Linked DNA regions of Homo sapiens: region 1 is linked to region 2. Evidence: read pairs that join two places in POLR2A ChIA-PET (ENCODE). Cell type or tissue: PC-3. All regions are shown on one strand.

Region 1 (8,000 bases), 1.3 Mb after region 2:
ACAGGCGTCCGCACCATATCTGGCTAATTTTTTGTATTTTTAGTAGAGATGGGGTTTCACCATGTTAGTCAGGATGGTCTCGATTTCCTGACCTTGTGATCCCCCCGCCTCAGCCTCCCAAAGTGCTGGGATTACAGGCGTGAGCCACCGCACCCAGCCTATGGACGTGTATTTTTATTTCTACTAACCCTAAGTCTTCTAAATTAGAAACTTTGGGATTATTTTTGATTTGTTTAATCTCTTTTCTCACCTATATTCACACAATAGGTTATGAAGTCGTGGGATTTCTTCTTTTGAAATGTGTTTCATTCTTTGTTCTCTTTTCCAAGTATCTGTAACATTCTTGTGAGAGGGTGTATGTGTGTGTGTAGCCTTATTTTAGGAGTAGGGGATGTAAGGATGATTGTGCAGATGATATATTTGCTCAGTGAGGTTTAAAGTCAGGTGGGGATGCTGACATTGAATTTATAGGATGGGGAAAAGGGCTATTGCTGTTGGAAGCACTCTATCTGTAAAAGTATCATTTTAGTCCCTGTTTTGTTCTAGTCTTATTATTGTTGCTATTTTTAGTTTGTTTTTGTTCTGTTATGTATTCACGGATATGTATGTGGTGTAAAGTGGTGAAAAAGTTTATCGTCATGGATGTTCTCATTGCTGTGTGAGCGGGCAAAGCACTTAATCTCTGGGCCTCAGTTCATTGTCTGTAAAATGGGAATAATAATACTTTCCACATAGTGTTAAAAGGATTAGATGCATTGTTACATGTATAGCTCTTAGTTTTGTTTTTGTTTTTTGAGACGGAGTTTCGCTCTTGTTGCCTAAGCTGGAGCACAATGGCATGATCTTGGCTCACCACAACCTCTGCCTCCCAGGTTCAAGCGATTCTCCTTCCTCACACTCCCGAGTAGCTGGGATTACAGGCATGCACCACCACGCCTGGCTAATTTTTTTGTATTTTTAGCAGAAACGGGGTTTCACTATGTTAGCCAGGCTGGTCTTGAACCCCTGACCTCAGGTGATCCGCCCGCCTCGGCCTCCCAAAGTGCTGGGATAACAGGCGCGAGCCACCACAACTGGCCTATATGTATAGATCTTAGAATAGTACCTGGCATATTGTGTTACATATGTGTTAGCTAGGGTTTTTTGTTTTTTTTTTTTTTGGTTTTTTTTTTTGTTTGAGATGGAGTCTTGCTCTGTCGCCCAGGCTGGAGTGCAGTGGCGTGATCTCGGCTCACTGCTGCAACCTCTGCCTCCTGGGTTCAAGCGATTCTCCTGCCTCAGCTTCCCAAGTAGCTAGAATTACAGGCGCCCACCACCACGCCTGGCTAACGTATTTTTTTTAGTAGAGACGGGGTTTCACCATGTTGGCCAGACTGGTCTTGAACTCCTGACCTCAGGTGATCCACCCGCCTTGGCCTCCCCAAGTGCTGTGATTACAGGTGTGAGCCACTGCACTCGGCCAGCTAGTACTATTATCTTAATTCTACTTTACTTAAAAGGCTGTCTTTTTCTCTCCCATTTCAGTTCCCCTTACATATTGGTATAAGACTTATCTCCTTATGTAATATCTGATTTTTTACTTCTACAAACCTACAGAAGTACTTTCTTTTTACTGTTTTTTTTTTTTTTTTTTTTTGAGACGGAGTCTCGCTCTGTCGCCCAGGCTGGAGTGCAGTGGCGGGATCTCGGCTCACTGCAAGCTCCGCCTTCCGGGTTCACGCCATTCTCCTGCCTCAGCCTCCCAAGTAGCTGGGACTACAGGCGCCCGCCACTACGCCCGGCTAATTTTTTGTATTTTTAGTAGAGACGGGGTTTCACCGTTTTAGCCGGGATGGTCTCGATCTCCTGACTTCGTGATCCGCCCGCCTCGGCCTCCCAAAGTGCTGGGATTACAGGCGTGAGCCACCGCGCCCGGCCTTCTTTTTACTGTTTTTTTGAGACAGAATCTCACTCTGTTGTCCAGGCTGGAGTGCAATGGTAGGATCTCAGCTTACTGCAACCTCTGCCTCCCACGTTCAAGCAATTCTCCTGCCTCAGCCTCCCAAGTAGCTGGAACTACAGGCACACACCGCCATGCCTGGCTAATTTTTTTTTTTTGTGGTAGCGATGGTGTTTCACCGTGTTGGTCAAGCTGGTCTCAAACTCCTGACCTCAAGTAATCCACCTGCCTCTGCCACCCAAAGTGCTGGGATTACAGGCGAGAGCCACTGTGCCTGGCCTACAGAAGTACTTTCTATATCATAATCTGGCAACCATTTGTGTGTATTTTTTTCAGTTGTGATGTACAAACAATAAAGTGCTTAAGTGAATTTTTTTTTTAACCAATGTATCTACTAAGATTAAGTTATGGAAAGTTTCCAGCATTCTTGAAGGCTCCCTCGTGTCCCTTCTCCCTTAATAACCAATCCTCCATATCTGTTCTGACTCTTTACCATAAATAATTTTTGCATGTAATTGTTTTTATTGTTTTTTAAGATTATCTTTGATTGACCCCTCCATATCTATGCAGCTTGCTTTTCCTTCCTTCCTTCCTTCTTTCCTTCCTTCCTTCCTCTCTCTCTCTCTTTCTCTCTCTCTTTCTTTTTTTGAAACAGGATCTCACTCTGTCACCCAGGCTGGAGTGCTGTTGTGCAATCTCAGCTCACTGCAACCTCCATCTCCCAGGTTCAAGCGATTCTCCTGCCTCGGCCTCCCGAGTAGCTGGGACTACAGGCATGCGCCACCATGCCTGGCTAATTTTTGTATTTTTAGTAAAGACGGGGTTTCACCATGTTGACCAGGTTGGTCTCGAACTCCTGACCTCAAGTGATCCGCCTGCCTTGGCCTGCCAAAGTGGTGGGATTACAGGTGTGAGCCCCCATGCCCAGCCGATACAGCCTATTTCTGATTACTGCCCAGCACACTTTGCCTATGTTTATGATGTCTCTTTTAGTGCCCTTTTGGTCTCATCTCTTCTTTTTCTCTGTCCATTCAAGTCCTCTTCCATGAAGTTGTCCCCAACTGCTTCAGCTTATACTGTCCTTGTTCTTCTCTAAGTTCTTTTTGGCTCATTTATCAGTGTCCCAGTTTAGTACTTAATGAGATATTTTCCTTTTTTTGTAAGTACTTAATTGTCTTAGCTTTTACTAGGACTATGGTTATTTTGTGTCCCTCCCATTTAATGCCTAGCATAGGACATACAGTACTAATTGTTGAATAGAATCTAATTGAATTTTTAAAGTTTAAGTTCTTTAAGTGTTGGATAGCAGCTAGCAGTTATAATAGAGAATTTGGCAGTGAACTAGGGCAACTATTTATACAACGAAAGTAAAAAGCACAGCATAGCTTCATGAACCCATATAAATGTTGATGCTATTCCACTGTATTAGACCGTAGTAGAATCAGAAATGCTGAACCCATGGGAATTGCTTGTGTGAGTCTTGCACGGGAATTGCACAGTAGGTCTTTGAACTTTCTGAGGTTGTGTACAAATTTGGTATGAATATGCACATGTGCATTTTTCTAGGGTAAGAATTCATATCTTAATTGGGTCTTCAAAAGTATCTGTGGCTAAAAACATTAAGATCCTGTGGTCTAGCAAAAAATGTCATTTTACGGATGAGACAACTGAGACTCAGAATTAAGACACAAGAGGAATGGCTTACTCATAGTCATTGTTATACATAGTGGTGATCCTGAGTCAACAGGAAATATTAATTAGGTTCAATGTGGTCTGCCTTATAAAAAGGGAAATAAGACTCCATGGAAGTGTCTAAATACAGTTAGGAAATATTTCCATCCCAAATAGCTAAACTTAAAAGAATTGAGGTGAAATGCACATAACATAAAATTAATCATTTTAGGCCGGGTATGGTGGCTCATGCCTGTAAGCCCAGCACTTTGGGAGGCTGAGACCGGTGGATTGTTTGAGCTCAGGAGTTCAGACCAGCTTGGGCAACATGACAAAATCCTGTCTCTACAAAAAGTACAAAAATTAGCTGGGCATGGTGGCATGTGTCTGTAGTCCCAGCTGCTTGGGAAGCAGAGGTGGGAGGATCACTTGAGTCCAGGAGGCGGAGGTTGTAGTGAGTGGAGATCACGCCACTGCACTCCAGCCTGGGTGACAGAGTGAGACCCTGTCTCAAAAAACAAAAACAACAACAAAAATAACCATTTTAAAGTAAACAGTTCAGTGGCATTTAGTACATTCACAGTGTTGTATAGCTACTGTATGTATGTTCCAAAGCATTTTCCTTAACCCTCAAGCAAACCCTGCACCCATTTATTATAGCAGTTGCTCGCTATTTTCCTCTCTTCCGTCTCTGATAATCACCAGTCTTTGTTCTGTGTCTATGGATTTGGATTTGCCTATTCTGGATACTTCATAAAAAAGGAATCGTACAATATTTGACCTTTTGTTTCTGGCTTCTTTTTTTTTTTTTTTTTTTTTGAGATGGAGTTGCTCTATCGCCCAGGCTGGAGTGCAGTGGCATGATCTTGGCTCACTGCAAACTCTGCCTCCGGGGTTCACGCCATTCTCCTGCCTCAGCCTCCCTAGTAGCTGGGACTATAGGCGCCTGCCACAAAGCCCAGCTAATTTTTTTGTATTTTTAGTAGAGACGGGGTTTCACTGTGTTAGCCAGGATGGTCTGAATCTCCTGACCTCGTGATCCGCCTGCCTCAGCCTCCCAAAGTGCTGGGATTACAGGCGTGAGCCACCACGCCCAGCCTGTTTCTAGCTTCTTTTACTTAGCATAGTGTTTTTGGAGCTTCATCCATGGTGGAGCATGTATCAGTACTTCACATTATTATTTGATACGGAGTCTTGCTCGGTCGCCTAGGCTGGAGTGCAAGTGGCATGATCCCAGCTCACTGCAACCTCCACCTCCTGGGTTCAAATGATTCTCCTGCCTCAGCCTCCTGAGTAGCTGGGATTACAGGCACACGCCACTGTGCCTGGCTAATTTTTGTATTTTTAGTAGAAATGGGGTTTCACCATGTTGGCCGGGCTGGTCTTGAACTCCTGACCTCAAGTGATCCACCCGCCTTGGCCTCCCAAAGTGCTGGGATTACAGGCGTGAACCACTGTGTCCAGCCCAATACTTTATTTATTTATTTATTTGAGATGGAGTCTCACTCTGTCACCGAGGCTGGAGTGTGGTGGCACAATCTCGGCTCATTGCAACCTCCGCCTCCCGGGTTCAAGCGATTCTCCTGCCTCAGCCTCCTAAGTAGTTGGGACTACAAGCACGCACCACCATGCCCAGCTATTATTTTTGTATTTTTAATAGAGACGGGGTTTCACCATGACGGCCAAGCTAGTTTTGAACTTCTGACCTCAAGTGATCCGCCCGCCTTGGCCTCCCAAAGTGCTAGGATTACAGGCGTGAGCCACCGCACCCTGCCTACTTTATTTTTGTTTATGGCTGAATAATATTCCATTATATTTATGTACCAGAGTTTGTTTTCCCATTGATTTGTCGATGGACATGTGAGCCATTTTATACCTTTTTTTTGCTCGGGGGTGGAGGAACGGAATTTCGCTCTGTTGCCCAGGTTGGAGTGCAGTGGCGCAATCTTGACCTAGGCTCACTGCAACCTCCGCCTCCCAGGTTCAAGCGATTCTCCTGCCTCAGCCTCCCAAATAGCTGGGATTACAGGTGCGTGCTACCACACCAAGATAATTTTGATATTTTTAGTAGAGACGGGGTTTCGTCATGTTCCCTGGGCTGGTCTGAACTCCTGAGCTCAAGCGATCCACCTGCCTCAGGCTCCAGAGTGCTGGGATTACAGGCGGTGAGCCACCGCGCCCAGCTGTTTTATACTTTTTGGCTACTATGAATGGTGCTAATGTGAACATATTTGTACATTAATATGTACTGTTTTCAGTTCTTTTGGATGTATACCTAGAAGTGAAATTGTTGGGTCACATGATAATTATGTGTTTAACTTTTTAAGGAAACGGCCACCTATTTTCCATAGTTGCTGAACCATTTTACATTACCACCAAAAATATATGAAGGTTCCAGTTTCTCCACATCCTCTCCAACAATTATTTCCCGTTAAAAAAATTTTATAGCCATCCTTGAGTGTGAAATGGTACTTCTTTGTAGTTTTGATTTGCATTTCCCTGGTGACTAATGATGTTGAGCATCTTTTCGTGCACTCAGCCATTTGTTTATCTTCTATGGAAAAATATAAAATAAACTTCTAATTCTCAAAGAGGTCTGCTTCAGTTAGCAAGAAAAGTCTTTGAAGATGTAAAGTATTTGGTGTTTCTGTATAATTAAGTGCCAAACTGGTACAAATATAAAATACTGTGGTAATTAAAAAGAGAAGATATGGTGAAACTGGTTTAAATTTTGAAAGCAAGTGTTTAAGAACCCGTCTACCATTATGTACAGTTATAAACTGTAATGCAGATAAATTGATTGGAGGTTTTTCTTGCTTCAAATATTCGCATATTGCCCTTTGACTTGGCATTGAAAGATGTCTATTCAATTTTCTGCATTAAAAAAGAACAGTTTTGCTGGGGCGTGGTGCCTCATGCCTGTAATCCTAGCACTTGGGGAGGCTGAGGCAGGCGGATCACCTGAGGTCAGGAGTTCGAGACCAGCCTGGCCAACATGACGAAACCCCATCTCTACTAAAAATAGAAAAAATTAGCCGGGCATGGTGGCGGGCACCTGTAATCCAAGCTACTGGGGAGGCTGAAGCAGGAGAATCGCTGGAACCCAGGAGACAGAGGTTGCAGTGAGCTGAGATTGCACCACTGCACTCCAGTCTGAGTGACACAGTGAGACTCCGTTTCAAAAAATAAAAAAGATTATGTATAGGGATTTTATTGCAACATTATTTATTTTTATTTTTATTGGATAGATTTAGAAGTCTGATACTTTTTTTGCTCTTCTTCATTTCAACGCATAGAGAGAAATAGTCACCTGGAAGATTCACAGTACCCATTAGATTTAATGGGAAAAAAAGCTAGTCTTAAGACTTCTCAAAGAGAAGTCTTAGAGAAATTAATTGGATCATCGGAAAAGGGGCAGTTATACATTGGAAATGTATACAACAAATTAAATATTACATTATTTAATTAAATATTACATTAATTAAATAATACAACAAATTAAATAGAACACATTGAGTGGCTTCTTTCCTTATTGCAAGCCGAAACTATGTATTTGCCATCTTTTAGGCTTGTTTAATTTTAAAACTTTGCTGAGTAAAATATTTTTAAGTAAAACTTGAGATTTTAGTTTTCCTCCTTGGAATTGTATTCAGTGTCATGTTTGATACTACCGTAGAGAGGCAAAATTTGAACTCATTAATTTTCTAAAAGGGGTAATCATCTTCAGGGCAGGGTTATCTTTTATTCTTTTATATCTTTTAGTTTATTTAGTCAATATTTGTTAAATGCAATTACAATCAAGTTTTTATCATATTTTCCCATCCCGCTTCATTATTTCTCAACCCAGCATCAAGGACAGTGCCAGGGATATGGTAAAGGTCTGGTAAATATTGAATGAATTATCCTTATTTTAGTTTACCAGTTTTTTTTTTTTGTTGTTGTTGTTTTGAGATGGAGTCTCACTCTGTCGTCCAGGCGGGAGTGCAGTGGCACTTTCTCGGCTCACTGCAACCTCCATCTCCTGGGTTCAAGCAATTCTGCCTGCCTCAGCCTCCTGAGTAGCTGGGATTACAGGCGTCTGCTACCATGCCTGGCTAATTTATGTATTTTTTATTAGTAAGGGGTTTTGCCATGTTGGCCAGCCTGGTCTTAAACTGCTGATCTCAGGTGATCCACCTGCCTCAGCCTCCCTAAGTGCTGGGATTACAGGCGTGAGCCACCGCGCCCAGCCCCTTCCCTCCATTTTTAAGTTGGGTTGTTTGTTTTCTTATTGTTTAGTTTTTAATTCCTTATGTATTCAGGATAAGCCCTTATTAGATGTAGGTTTTGCAGATACGTTTTTTTCGTTCATGGCTTTTTGTTTCTTTCCACAAAAGTTTATTCTTAAATG
Region 2 (8,000 bases):
TTCACTTGAGGTCAGGAGTTTGAGCCCAGCCTGGCCAACATGGTGAAACCCCATCTCTACTAAAAATATAAAAATTAGCCAGGTGTGGTGGTGCGTGCATGTAGTCCCAGCTACTCAGGAGGCAGGAGAAACACTTGAATCCAGGAGGCAGAGGTTGTAGCCGAGATCACATCACTGTGCTCCAGCCTGGGCAGCAGAGGGATACTCTGTCTTAAAAAAAAATAATTAACATACATTCCTGACAATCCAAAAGTATAAAGGAAATGTAAGGGTTTTTCATATATATTTGTAACTAAGATTTAATGTTAGCCTAAAAGGAAAAGTAAAGGCATCTTCTGTTAAAAAATAATTAAAATAGTGCGGCCTCACATCAAATGTTAGCTATTATATAAAAATTAAAAAAAACAAGGTACAGATATATGCAAGGAGGAAATTAAACTATCAGAATTCAAATGATTGTTATATATCCAGAAAATCTGAAAAATTAAACAGCATAATAATTGAATTTAGGTTGCAAATTTTAAGTTAACAAAAGTAAAGCATGTTACTGTATTTTAACAATAGATGATATAGCAACAAATATATACCTGTTTACAGTGACACACATAAAATACTTTAACATAATGTTCTGTGTATATGTGAATAATAAAACTTTAATAGCAAGTATGAAATTAGTTTGAATAAATGGAAAGTTGTACCCTGGCTGGTGGGAAGGCCAGAAGTATTAAAATTACATGCTTACTATATTAATTACTAGATTTAATATTTAACCAAGATACCAATATAATATCTTTAGAAGCCTTGATTCCAGCATTACCTGAGAATCTCTATTCCCCATCCCAGACATAGGGAATCAATCTACATTTTAAGATTTTAGGCCGGGCGCAGTGGCTCACGCCTGTAATCCCAGCACTTTGGGAGGCTGAGGTGGGCGGATCATGAGGTCAGGAGATCCAGACAATCCTGGTTAACATGGTGAAACCCCATCTCTACTAAAAAAATACAAAAAAAGTAGCCGGGCATGGTGGTGGGCGCCTGTAGTCCCAGCTACTTGGGAGGCTGAGGCAGGAGAATGGCATGAACCTGGGAGGCGGAGCTTGCAGTGAGCCAAGATCGCACCACTGCACTCCAGCCTGGGCAACACAGCGAGACTTCGTCTCACAAAAGAAAAAAAAAAAAAAGATTTTTAAGATTTCCAGGTGATTCCTGTTTGTTTAAATAAGTGGTTAATATGTGACCTATTTGGATGAATGGAAAAACTATATCAAAGGGGATAGAAGGAAACTGTACAGAATAAAATCAGAATAGGGCCTACAATATTGTAAACAGTTGATATTCTATGGTGATGATTTTTGTTCTAACAACTTTATTGAGGCATAATTTATATACCATCAAATTTACCCATCATAAGTATGTAATTCAGTGACTTTTAGTTAATTTATGGTGTTATACAACCATCACTACCACTCAATTTTAGAATATTTTCATCACCCCAAAGACTTGCTCATTAATAGTAACCTACTCCCAACCCCAGGCAATCACTGAAATGTTCTGTCTCTACACATTTGTTTTTTCCAAGAATTTCTTATAAGTGATATATTATGTAGTCTTTTGTGTTTGGCTTCTTTCACTTAGCATAATGTTTTTGAGGTTTATCCATATGTTAATAAATAATAGTTTGTTCTGTTGTATAGATGTATCATAGTTTATGCATTCACTAGGTAATGGATTTGACACTTTCCAGTTTTTGACTATTATGAATAATGCTGCTATGAATATTTACATATGTCTTTGTGTGGACATAAGTTTTCATTTCCCCTGTGTAGACACCTAAAAGTGGAGTTGCAGGGTCATGGTAAGTTTATGTTTAACTTTTTAAGGTGCAGCCAAACTGTTTTCCAAGGTAGATGTGCCATTGTACAGTTTTACCAGTAATGTAAAAGGGTTCCAATTTTGATTGGGATTACATTGAATCTATAAGTCACTAAGAGGAGAATTGTCATCTTAACACCATTGAGTTTTCTAATCCACAAATATGAAGTGTTCCCTTATTTAAATCTTCTCTAATTTATCTCAGCAATGTTTTGTAGTTTGCATTCTATGTGTTACACTTCTTTTTAAAATTTATTCCGTAAGTATTTTATTCTTTATGATTCTGTTGTGAATGAAATTGTTTTCTTAAGTTCATCTTTAGATTATTTATTGCTTATATATATATATCTTGGAATATTTTCATTTGGACTTCATTTTTGAAGGATAGGATCTTCTTAGTCTGATATAGAATTTTTGCTTTCTCCACTAAAATATGGCATTCCACTGCCTTTGACTTCCATTTTTTCTGATGAGAAGTCAGTCATTTATCATATTGTTGTTTTTCTCTTGCTATTTTTAGAGTTTTTCTTTGACTTGAATTGATGTTTGACTATGAATTGTCTAGGCGTGGATCTCTTTGTGTCTATCCTACTTGGGTTTTTTGGGTTTTTTTTTTTTACAACTTTTTGGATCTGTAGATTATTTTTCATCAAATTTGGAAATATTTCAACCATTATTTCTTTTTCTTCAAATACTTGTTCTGCCTCTTTCTTGCTCCTTTCCTCCTGATATTCCCATTGCATGCATGTTGGTACCCTCAGTGTTACTGCATAGGTCTCTGAGGTTTTGTTCATTTTTTCAAACTTTTTTCTTCGTTTCTAATATGTACTTTTCTCTAGAATCTGATTTTGTTCTATTTTTGTAGTTTCTACGTCTGTGTTGATATTCCCTGTTGAGTCATTGTCACCATATTTTTCTTTAATTTGTTAAACAAGTCTCCTTTAATTCTTTTTTTTGTTTGTTTGTTTTTGTTTTTTTTTGAGACGGAGTCTCGCTCTGTCGCCCAGGCTGGAGTGCAGTGGCGGGATCTCGGCTCACTGCAAGCTCCGCCTCCCGGGTTCACGCCATTCTCCTGCCTCAGCCTCCCAAGTAGCTGGGACTACAGGCGCCCGCCACTACGCCCGGCTAATTTTTTGTATTTTTAGTAGAGACGGGGTTTCACCGTTTTAGCCAGGATGGTCTCGATCTCCTGACCTCGTGATCCGCCCGCTCCTTTAATTCTTTGAGCATATTTACGATAGCTAGTTTGGAAGTCTTTTTCTGAATAGGACATCTGGACCCACTCAGAAACAGTTTCTGTTTGTTCGTTTGTTTGTTCGTTTGAGACAGAGTCTCGATCTATTGCCCAGGCTGGAGTGCAGTGGCGCAATCTCAGCTCGCTGCAACCTCTGCCTCCCGGGTTCAAGTGATTCTCCTGCCTCAGCCTCCCAAGTAACTGGGATTACAGATGCATGCCACCATGCCTGGCTAATTTTTTTTTTTTTTTAGTAGACACAGGGTTTCACCATGTTGGCCAGGCTGACCTCAGGAGATCTGCCCACCTTGGCCTCCCAAAGTGCTGGGATTACAGGCATGAGCCATCATGCCTGTCCAGAAACAGTTTTTATTGACTGCTTTTTTCCCCGAGTATGGGCCACATTTTCCTGTTTCTTAACATGTTGTGGAATCTTTTTGCTAAAAACTGGACGTATTAGATAATACAGTGTAACAGCTCTGGTTCTGATTTTCCTCACCTCTGACGGTTGTCATTATTGTTGTTATGTATATTTGCTTATTCTTAAATGACACGTGCAGACTTAATGTGCAGAATCTGTCTCCCCACTGAGGTGTAGCCAACTCGGGTCTCTGCTCAATTTTGTTTTGTTTTTTTTAATTTTTAGCCTAGCTTTCTTGGAGTCCTGCTTGTGTCTGCATAGCTGAGTGGTTGGCTATTGGTTAAAGGTTGTGCTCAGGCATTTTGAGCTAATAAGGCTTATACCGTGTGTGTGTGTGTGTGTGTGTGTGTGTGTGTGTGGTGTGTGTGTGTGTGTGTGTGTGTGTGTGTGTGTGTGTGTGTGTGTGTGTATGTGTAGGGAGAGCATGTAGTTTTCAAATATGCCCAGCTTTTATTTTCTGCTGAGCCCTCAGTTTTTCCTCACATGCAGGAAGCCTCTCAGTCAGCAAGAGATCTATGGAGAGTTCAGGCTATCTCCAGTCTCCTCTGGGCATATATTCAGCCATCAGTTAGCCAGGACTGTGTGGGGGAGTTTAGCCCCCTCTGTGGCTCTCTCATTTCCAGAATCTCCTTGTTAAATTTCTAGATTTCTGATAGTCTGCCCTTCTTCTCAACCAGGACAGCAGCCTTTGAATAACAGAGCTATAGGCTTTCTCTGTTCTTTTCTAGTTGAGTTTAATGCTTTGACCCCACATTGCTACTGGGTGTGGGTTTTTTGCCCTCCCCTTCAAATCATGTTAGCTCCCTGTGACAACGAAGCTGCTGGGTTTTGTAGCCAGCCTTGCCCAGGAACTATTAGATGTACTGGTGCTTGGGTAGGGTGTGGCAGGGGTGGGGTAAGAAGCTGACCCAAGCTGTGACTCCCACTATTCTTACACAAATTTCAGCAGTTTTTTGTAAAAACACTTAAATTTGTCATTTGACTTTGGCCATTTTTCTGGAGTCCCAAAATGGCTGTTTTTGACACTTTTGTCTAGTTTTATAGTTGTTTTGAGGGGAAAGGATTTGCTGACCTCTTCAATTTGCCACAGCTGGAAGTCCTGCCTCCTGTTTTGTTTTGTTTTTGTAATATTTTTGGGTTTGTTTATTTTTAACAGGCTAATTGAAAACCTGAAGCACATCTATATATTGTAGCTGCTTCAGCATTGTGCTTCACAACGGAAGAAGTTAGGAGATTGTGATTAGATTAGGGGTGGGGCTGTAGTCCTAAATTTGCTGACAGCGCTTTCCTGTGGAATGCTTCCTAATAATGTATTCTTGTGTAATGATGAAGGAAATGTTTGTTTTTTTTTAAGCAAGCAGATTCCTTTGGAATTCTACAACATAAAAAAGACATTATAGTATACTCCTCTCTACAGAATGAATTTGGCACAGGGAGAGAAGTGACAAAGTTCTTTGGGCTGGTATAGATGTATATCTATATGAAAAATAATGGAAAGACTCATCCTTTTAAAAAGTTACTCATCCTTTTAAAAATTATACAGGTTTAAGCTAAAATTTTTTGTGTGCTAGAAAATTAAGCTGGGCAGTTTGCCTTTTTAAAAAACCTTTCTAATTATTTAGTAACACACATACACAAAATAAAATGTATAACTCAATGGTGTATCACAAAGTGCACACCTCTATGACCACCATTCAAGTGAGATACAGGACATCACCAGTACCCAGAAGTCCCCTGTGCCCTCTGGATCCATACCCCAAGAGAAGGTTCTTGGATCTCACACAAGAAAAAATTGGGGCAAGTCCATAGAGTAAAGTGAAAGCAAGTTTACTTAAGTAAAGGAATAAAAGAATGACTACTCCATAGGCAGAGCAGCCCTGAGGGCTGCTGGCTGCCCATTTTTATGATTATTTCTTGATTATATGCTAAACAAAGGATGGATTATTTATGCCTCCTCTTTTTAGGCCATATAGGGTAACTTCTTGGTGTTGCCATGGCATTTGTAAACTGTCATGGCACTAGTGGGAGTGTCTCTTAGCATGCTAATGCATTATAATTCCAGAGGTCACTCTCATCACCATCTTGGTTTTGGTGTATTTTAGCTGGCTGCTTTACTGCAACCTGTTTTACCAGCACGGTCTTTATGACCTGTATCTTGTGCTGACCTCCTATCTCATCCTGTGACTTAGAATGCCTTAACTTCCTGGGAATGCAGCCCAGTAGATCTCAGCCTCATTTTACCCAACCCCCATTCAAGATGGAGTTGCTCTAATTCAAACGCCTCTGACACTCTACCACCATTGTCCTCTCCTCCTGAGATAATCACTATCCTAACTTTTATGCTAACTACTTCCTTTCCCGACAGTTTCTATCTCCTAAGTGTGCATCCCTAAACATTATAGTTTAACTTTGCCTTTTTTTTTAATATTATGGAAATGGTATCTTGTAGTGTATATTTATTGTGCCTGGTTTCTTTTGTTCAAAATTATGTTTGTAAGATTTATCTATGTTGTTGCATATAGCAGTAGTTCATTTTAATTGCTGGAGAGTATTCCATTGTTTGAATATACTACAATTTGTATACTGTATATTATATATTGAACATTCTGTTTGTGGATATTTAAGCTATTTCCAGTTTTAAGGGTATTACAAATATTGCTGCTCTGAATACGCTTGCATGTGTCTTAATGTATAGATATGCATATTCCTTTTGGTTATATACCTAGGAGTCAAATTGCCAGGTCATAGTGTGTATATATTTTTGACTTAATAGATAATGTCAACTTGTTTTCCAAAGTGATTATAACAATTTACCCTCCTAAACTATAAGAATTTCCATTGCACTTCATCTCAACAAAACATTTGCTATTGTTAGACTTTTAAAAAATTGATTTGTAGGAGTTCTGTATACATCTGGATAAGAGCCCTTTGTTCCTTATAAGTGTTGCAAGCATCTTCTCCTATGTGACTTGCATTTTTGCCCTCTTAATGTAGATATGAAAAGACGTTCTTGATTTTAAGGTAGTCAAATATATCAATATTTTCCAGTGTAATTAGTGCTTTTTGTGTTCAATTGAAGAAATCTTTCCCTGCCTTAATATCATATTCTTCTATACGTTATCTTCTAAAAGCGATGTGATTTTGCTTTTCATGTTTATATCTACATCCTACCTGGAATTTGTTTTTGTGTATAGTGTGGAGTAGGTTTGGAGGTTCATCTTGTTTTTCCATGTGGATATTTCATGGTTCCAATAACATAGATTGAAAAGATATTGTATCTGGCAGGGTTTGATCAGGAGAAAGAAACCACACCAGTTATTTAAACAGAGTTTAATATGGAAAAAATGTTAATTAGGTATAAAGTTGTCAAGTAGATAACTAAAAATGCAAGAAGAAAACACTAAGATATCACAAAAGTAGCAGTTTCCACCCCACAGCAGGAAGAATAAAGGGAAGAGATTGGAATTATTCAAATTTAGAACCCCATGATGTCTGAGGAGAGGATACTGGCTCACTTGTGCTGGTATCTGGCATGGAAGATGCAGTGAGGCTAGTTCTGCAAGTTTTGGCAGAACTGTAAACTGGATTCAGCTACTGCTATAAGAAGGTACTACTGCTGGGAGTGAAGAAGTATTGCTTGGGTGTCACAGAAACAAGAAACAGACAGGAAGCCCATAGGAGGTGCAAGTCCCTTCTTCCTCCACCACCACCCTTGCAGTCTCTCTCTACAACATTCTGTTGGCAGAGCCTAACATGGAGCCAGTTGGCAAAACCAAAATGTGGTTTGTAGAGTTTAGCCCCAGCATGATAGAGCAGTGTTTAGGCGGATGGGTTTGAAGCTGAGAGACAATAGCTTAATAACTGATACAACCTTCCTGTCTCCACTGCTCTGCAGAGCCAACTTTTTGGTAAGTCAAGTGTTCATATAGGCGACAGTCTCTTTTTAGATTGATTATATTTCTGTTTCATCTGTCTTTGTACCAATATTACACTATGTAAATTACTGTAGCTTTATTATGTCTTCATACCTAGTAGAGCAATTTTTCAAAACCGACCTATCCTTCTTCAAGTGTTTTAGCTGTCCTTAGCACACTTAAATTTATAGAAAAACTTTAAAACTACTTCATCTATCCCCCCCATCAATTTGGGGGGAGTTGACAATTTTACAATGTTGAGTTTTCTAATCTGTGAATATGATACATCTTTCCATTTATTCTTTAATTTTGCTCTGTAATATTTTTTAAACATCTTGTATAGAAGTCTTGAGTAGCATCTGTTAGCTTTAATCCCAGATATTACATATTTTTAATATTATAAATAGTTTTTTATAAATTTCATTTTATTATTTTTATTTTGAAAATTTCAGACTTACATTATTTTCCTTTTGTATAATTAGACCCCATTATACCCACCACCTAGATTCAGTAATTAATAAGATTTGCTTCATTTGCTTCAACTATTTTTTATTGTTGT

The links. Peaks named below come from ENCODE experiments on the same cell type or tissue, not always from the same donor. Only the 100,000 strongest peaks of a DNase experiment are listed, where the experiment ranks them.
Region 1: POLR2A ChIA-PET joins it to region 2 with 7 read pairs; 1 of 35 experiments calls an interaction of 5 or more read pairs at or near these places.

Annotation. Positions count from the first base shown.
Region 1 is chr17:29,409,474-29,417,473 of GRCh38, forward strand. All of the region lies in intron 1 of TAOK1 (TAO kinase 1), which reads left to right. Among named protein-coding and RNA genes, the nearest start is that of MIR4523, 23 kb to the left of the region's middle. In PC-3, no CTCF peak of the experiment used is centred here; no DNase peak of the experiment used is centred here; H3K27ac peaks cover 1,035 bases.
Region 2 is chr17:28,108,011-28,116,010 of GRCh38, forward strand. The region is part of intron 1 of NLK (nemo like kinase); the gene reads left to right. Among named protein-coding and RNA genes, the nearest start is that of NLK, 69 kb to the left of the region's middle. RefSeq lists an enhancer at 5,604-6,105. In PC-3, no CTCF peak of the experiment used is centred here; no DNase peak of the experiment used is centred here; H3K27ac peaks cover 1,614 bases.